Linked DNA regions of Mus musculus: region 1 is linked to region 2. A link is a loop called in an ENCODE intact Hi-C map of the cell type or tissue named here. Cell type or tissue: left cerebral cortex. All regions are shown on one strand. Links, peaks and the distances in the headings refer to the core of each region. The heading gives the core; the rest is flanking DNA.

The links. Peaks named below come from ENCODE experiments on the same cell type or tissue, not always from the same donor. Only the 100,000 strongest peaks of a DNase experiment are listed, where the experiment ranks them.
Region 1: a loop joins it to region 2, with 2.1 times the contacts of the local background. A loop is called at or near these places in 4 of 42 quality-filtered maps.

The regions. Positions count from the first base shown.
Region 1 is chr3:157,875,549-157,878,459 of GRCm38, reverse strand. No RefSeq gene overlaps it. Among named protein-coding and RNA genes, the nearest start is that of Cth, 48 kb to the left of the region's middle. In left cerebral cortex, for the core only: a CTCF peak has its summit at 1,489 (motif pointing left); a DNase peak (open chromatin) is centred at 1,487.
Region 2 is chr3:157,923,629-157,926,539 of GRCm38, reverse strand. It overlaps Cth (cystathionase (cystathionine gamma-lyase)), which reads left to right and starts at 1,477. Exons shown (of 12, transcript NM_145953.2): 1 at 1,477-1,674. The coding sequence starts at 1,510. It overlaps 1810013D15Rik (a long non-coding RNA gene), which reads right to left and starts at 1,332. Exons shown (of 6, transcript XR_867796.2): 1 at 1,194-1,332; 2 at 294-437. In left cerebral cortex, for the core only: no CTCF peak of the experiment used is centred there; a DNase peak (open chromatin) is centred at 1,411; H3K4me3 peaks cover 1,260 bases; H3K27ac peaks cover 295 bases.

The DNA.
Region 1 (2,911 bases), core at 215-2,714, 48 kb after region 2:
TTTCTGTTGGTAGACAGCCACTGTGGGACTAGCTGGACCACAGCCTGTAAGCCTCTCTAATATGTTTTCACTCTATCAGTTCTGTTCTCCTAGAGAACCCTGACTGATATAAAAATTTTGCTTTCCTTTTACTTAAAATAAGGAAAACAAAACAAGTTCTTTGTCCAGAAGGTGGTCATTGGTCATCTGCTGCTGTGTTCTGGGCAGTCCATTGTGTCTAATAGAAGCATTTACTGTAGAAACTCAGTGTGGGAATTGTTATGTCTCAGGCCTCAGAAATATCCTGAAATGAGTTCAACCTGGACTATAGGAGGATTTCTGGTGGTTAGATAAAACCCAGAGTTCACTCAGGAACTTGTGAAACTGGTTCCATGTGCCCAAAGGAGTCATTTCCTTTACCTCTGGTAGAAGGGACCTTTGGCTTGACTGACACTTACCCTTGGTAAGTGGCTGCTTACTTCCAGGCTCCCTTGAGCAAAGTCTCCATTGCCTCCCTTCAGCTGTTCATCCTCTTTATAATCTGCTAGTTAGTCCCTGTTATTCTCAGTCTTTCTGCCTCTTATTTTTGCATTCTCTCTGCTCTATTCTCTATCTTTTACTAACTTTCTTTCTCCAGTATTCTTTTTACCCCTCTGCTTCCATAGCCCAGGCTATGTTCAGTCTACTTCTTTCTCTCTCTATTCTTTTCCAGATGCCTTTGGTCTCTCTCTGTATCTCTCATATTTACAATAAAAACTTTAATAGTGGATCATTCATCTGGTGCCTATACCCTCTCATACAAGGCGTAGTCCCTCTCATAACTTACAGGAAGTTACATGGTAAGAGCAAGGACAGAACATGGAGGAGTTAAGGATAGAACGAGTTTTGCTGAGGCTTTGACAGAGTGGTGAAGCTGGACCTGGCTCTCAAAGGGTGAGGAAAGATTAGATACACAAGACACTTTGAAGACAAATCTTTTGAAAATCTTCTCCAATAAGAAAAGGTTATCTGGTGATCAAGGAAATACTGATTTGGATAATCCGTGAAACCAGCACTTCTACAAGATGACAAAACTTGCACAGTTGTTACTTCTCTGATCTCGAGGTATTTGTTTTCAGGATCCATGGCTAAGTGTGATCCATTCTATTGAGTTTTCCTGCAAGGAATCTCATGTCCTCTGAGCTGTAGAGTTAGCTACTGGAACCCTAAACACAAAATATTGTGCTGGATCCAGTTGTCAGACTTCCCTCAGGACAAAGTAAAGATAAATGCAACTTCTGTCAGGGTGGAGAACAACGTTAACTCTTTTCCAGGAAAAAGAGAAAAAGAAAAGAAAAGAAGAGAAGAGAAAAGAAAAGAAGAGAAGAGAAAAGAAAAGAAGAGAAAAGAAAAACAAGTTGAGCTAGTTCTCAAAACACAAGAACATCACTCTTGGGTTCACAGGAAGCCAAACTCCAACCTTAGACACAAAGGAGAGTCTCTTAATCAGCAGAAAGCGACACCTAGTGGTCCTTAAAGGAAGAGTCGACAGCCAGAAGCACTGGGCTGTTTTTTAAGCGCTGTGCCCCACTTGTTTAGGGTTGGCATTGTTAAATTACTCAAATGGGGAGAACCATGGAAAAGTACTTGTCATTTCACTCTGTGCTGTTAGGTTCTTCCAGAAAGCACAAACGGAGATATGTTTAGGTGGCTTCAGACCATGGGAGTTTATGGAAAGGAAGGAACATGAAACCAAAATAGTCATCCAACAGCCGGAACTTAAAGGGACAGTGAGACAGCGCTACCCGGTCATCACAGCAGACAACGGTCAGCACAGTAGCAGCTGCAGATATACCCTCTTGGCACCAGACCCAGATCTTCCCTAAGTAAAGCTTGCCAGGGGCAGCCCTATCACAGAGTCCATTAGCATCACCCCAAGGGATTGAAACTCGCTTGGAACGAAGGCCAACCTTTGCATCTGGGCCAAGTGCCCAGGTGAAGCTGAGGCTGTGAGTTGAGGAAATTGTGTTCTGAGAACCTCAATGACTTTCCACGTCCCACAAGCACAGGCTGTTTCTGAGAGTCAGTGAGATTCAACCCTGAAAGGAAAGACAGAGCGGAGTGAAGGTGAAGACAGAGCTAAGCAGCAGACAGACCGGAAGCAATACATCTCATTCATTCAATCATTCATTCACCCATCCATCCATCCATCCATCCATCCATCCATCCATCCATCCACTCATCCATCCACCCATCTAGGTATGCATGCTTTAATCAATATGTGCCAGAAATTGTTTTGGGAGGGTAGATGACTTTACCATGAGACGTTTAAGGAAAAATAACTTTCAACCAAGTGCTGTGCACTTGGTCAAATTGCATTTTGAATGAAGGGGCAGATACTATGCACGTCTAAGTGTGTGAGGTGTCCTTTTCCCCCTCTCATGGCTTTTATTTTACAATGAAGAATCATGAGAATATGTTCTAGCAAATAGGTGAAAGGGAGGAGAAGGAGGAAGAGATTCAGCCTGTTAGCTCTGCAGGGTGCATCTGCAGCTTCTACAGCTCTTAAGGCAGTGCCTCTAACGTCTTCACTGTCGAGCTGCTTCGCACAAATGCCAGGCACATTTTACATTTAGTATGGGATGTGGTGGGAACGATCCAGAGGAAAGGCTCAATACACTTCCCAGAACTAAGATTGACTAAGCTCTGTCTCTTTGTAAAATAAAGAACTAAGGCATGGATACCCTACGATTGCTTTGAGGCAACGCTTATCAGTCTTTGCTGACGAGGCACTGTGTGAAACACATGGAGATATTCAGATGCCTCCATACCTCCCCTGAAGGGGAGGCTTTGTAGTGCGGAATTTAAAAAGCACTTTAGGCGATTTTGAGCGCACTACAGTTTCGGACACATTGTTTGAAGTTGACAACATCATCCCAGTACTTGGTAGGTA
Region 2 (2,911 bases), core at 295-2,794:
TACTGTAGAAGACAGAGAATCCACTGAAGCTCCTGGGTGGTCTAGCCTGGGGTAAGCAGTGCAAAGACCCTGCGTCAACAGGGAGGTGGAAGACTGTCCTCTGACCTCTATGGGTGTGCCACACATTCCTCTGCACTCTCAAATACGATAAACAGACAAGTATACAAACAAATAGAAAACATCCATGTTTGTATAACCCAGGGCTTACCAACTGTACTTAGAACTGGACTCAGAACTGTTTCAGGCCCTTCTACTCCTCGGTGTTTTCTGTGATCTCATCAAAATGTACTTACGTCTTTAGAGATGGCTCAGGGAGCAAGAGCATTGCCCGCAGGAGCATTGGTTCCAGAGCACCAGGGCTTGGCTTTCTCTCCCACACGCAGATCACATCTGTTTCCAAATGCAGTTCCAGGGGAATCCAACAGCCTTTCTGACCTCTGTAGACATCAAGTATGCATGTGGTGCAATACACACACACACACACACACACACACACACACACACACAAACACATCGTTAAAATATACTCAGGCTGAGAACATACTTTAAAAGGAGAAATACTAATCAAGCAAGCATGGTAACCCGTTAGTGTTTCAGAGGCTACCCGCTTCCCCTGTGCCTCTGGCAGTGTACACTTGGTTCTGGAAGGTGATTGTGTCTGGAGCTAATTTGAAAAGCATACTGATTGTGTTTGCTCTTCGTAGCTTTTCCAAACCGTAGCTTTTAAAATCAGTTGTTTATTCCTTAACACCTTCCAAATTCGTTCAACAGTGTTTCAAAGTTTTAGGTTCGGGCTGGTGAGATGGCTCAACAGGTAAGAGCACCCGACTGCTCTTCTGAAGGTCCTGAGTTCAAATCCCGGCAACCACATGGTGGCTCACAACCATCCGTAACGAGATCTGACTCCCTCTTCTGGTGTGTCTGAAGACAGCTACAGTGTACTTACATATAATAATAAGTAAATATAAATAAATCTTAAAAAAAAAAAACAAAAAAAAAAACAAAGTTTTAGGTTCGACTTCCCAGGTACAGAAACTCCTTAAATTCCCCAGTTCTCGGACAAGGTGTAAAATTAGGTCAAAGCTACGTCTTTTTGGGAGCAAAGCTTGGGCCTTAAGGCCTGATCTTGGCCAGAGTAGAGACGCGGGCGCTGGTGGCACAGCTGTGGCGGTCCTCAGATCCGAGGGAAGCACCTGCCTGCGTGACCCTTGCCGGAACTCTGGGGCCACGCGAGGCTGCTGGAGGTTGCGTCCCTATCCTGCAGACAAAGGGGATCTCTGGGCTGAGTGCTGCACCTCAGTGCTGAGGTGTCCCACGTGGGCACTGCTCTGTGCCACTGGGAGGCGGGGCAGGAACGATCGGGGCAACACCTCCACTGCCGACCAATAAGCAGGGCCGCTGCCTAGGGACCAGCGATGATTGGTTGCGTCGGCCCCTCCCCACCCTGGATATAAGCGCCAAAGTCCAGAAGGTTTTAGCCAAAGCAACACCTCGCACTCCTGCCCCAGCATGCAGAAGGACGCCTCTTTGAGCGGCTTCCTGCCTAGTTTCCAGCATTTCGCCACTCAGGCCATCCACGTGGGACAAGAGCCTGAGCAATGGAATTCTCGTGCCGTGGTGCTGCCCATTTCGTTGGCCACCACATTTAAGCAGGACTTCCCGGGCCAGTCCTCGGTAAGCAGCCGGGCAGGGCTGGGCTGACTGTGGGAGCGCTCGGGACATGCGCTCTCTGCGATTTTCAGTTAAAAACCAGAACTGTAAGTTGTTGAATTCTGTAGCATCGAAGCTACCTGCAGCCAGTCCTACTTTGAAAAATGAAGGCTCTTGGGCTGGTGAAATGGCTCAGCAGTCGTGCTGACTAGTTTTATATCAACTTGACTCAAGCGAGAGAGGAGGGGACCTCGATTGAGACAATGCCTCCAGTAGATCAGGCTGCAAGCAGGCATTTTCTTAATTAGAGATTGATGGGGGAGGATAAGTCCATGGTGGGTGCCCCCCCCCCCCAGGCTAGTGGCCCTGCGTTCTATAAGAAGTTGGGTGAACGAGCCAGTAAGAAGCCACCTCTCCGTGGCCTCTGCATTAGTTCTTGCCTCCAGGTTCCTGTCCTAACTGCTTTCCATGGTGAACTGTTAAATGGAAGTAAAATAAAAAACTCTTTCCTCCCCAAGTTGGTTTGGGCATGGTGTTTATTACAGCAGGTATATAAAGGTGCTTGTCACCAGACCTGACTACTATAATTCAATCCCATAATCTATAGGATGGAAGGAGAGAACCAACTCCTGTAGTTGTTTTTTTTTTGTTGTTTGTTTGTTTGTTTTTGAGACAGGGTTTCTCAGTGTAGCCCTGGCTGTCCTGGAACTCACTTTGTAGACCAGGCTGGCCTCGAACTCAGAAATCCGCCTGCCTCTGCCTCCCAAGTGCTGGGATTAAAGGCATGAACCACCACCTTAGTTGTTCTTTGATGCACCCAAAGGCTTGCACTCTCCCTCTCTCTCCTTCTCTCCCCCCTCCCTCTCTTCTCTCTGTCCCCAGTCTCTTTCACCCACTCCGTCCCTCTCTCCCTGTCCTTCTCTTCCTCCCTCCCCCCTCAGTCTCTTTCTCTTTCTCCTCTCTCTCACACACTAAACAATGAAAATCCTAGAATTAAGATTAGTTTCAGTCGGTATGTTCAGTTAATAGCTAATGTGTATTTATGTACCAAGTGCGTACTTAAAATCTATGTGTGTTACATGTAGAGTCTCACTGAAGGTTAACAAGAAGGATCCTAGCCTGAACTAAGGTCTCAAGTGTTCAAACTGAGATAGCTGAGATAATAGGGTTATAAGATTTAATTTATCTTGAACCCCTCCCTTCTGCAACTGACTCCATGGTGCTGCACTGTAACTGAGCTATGTAATAGTTCAAGCCATTT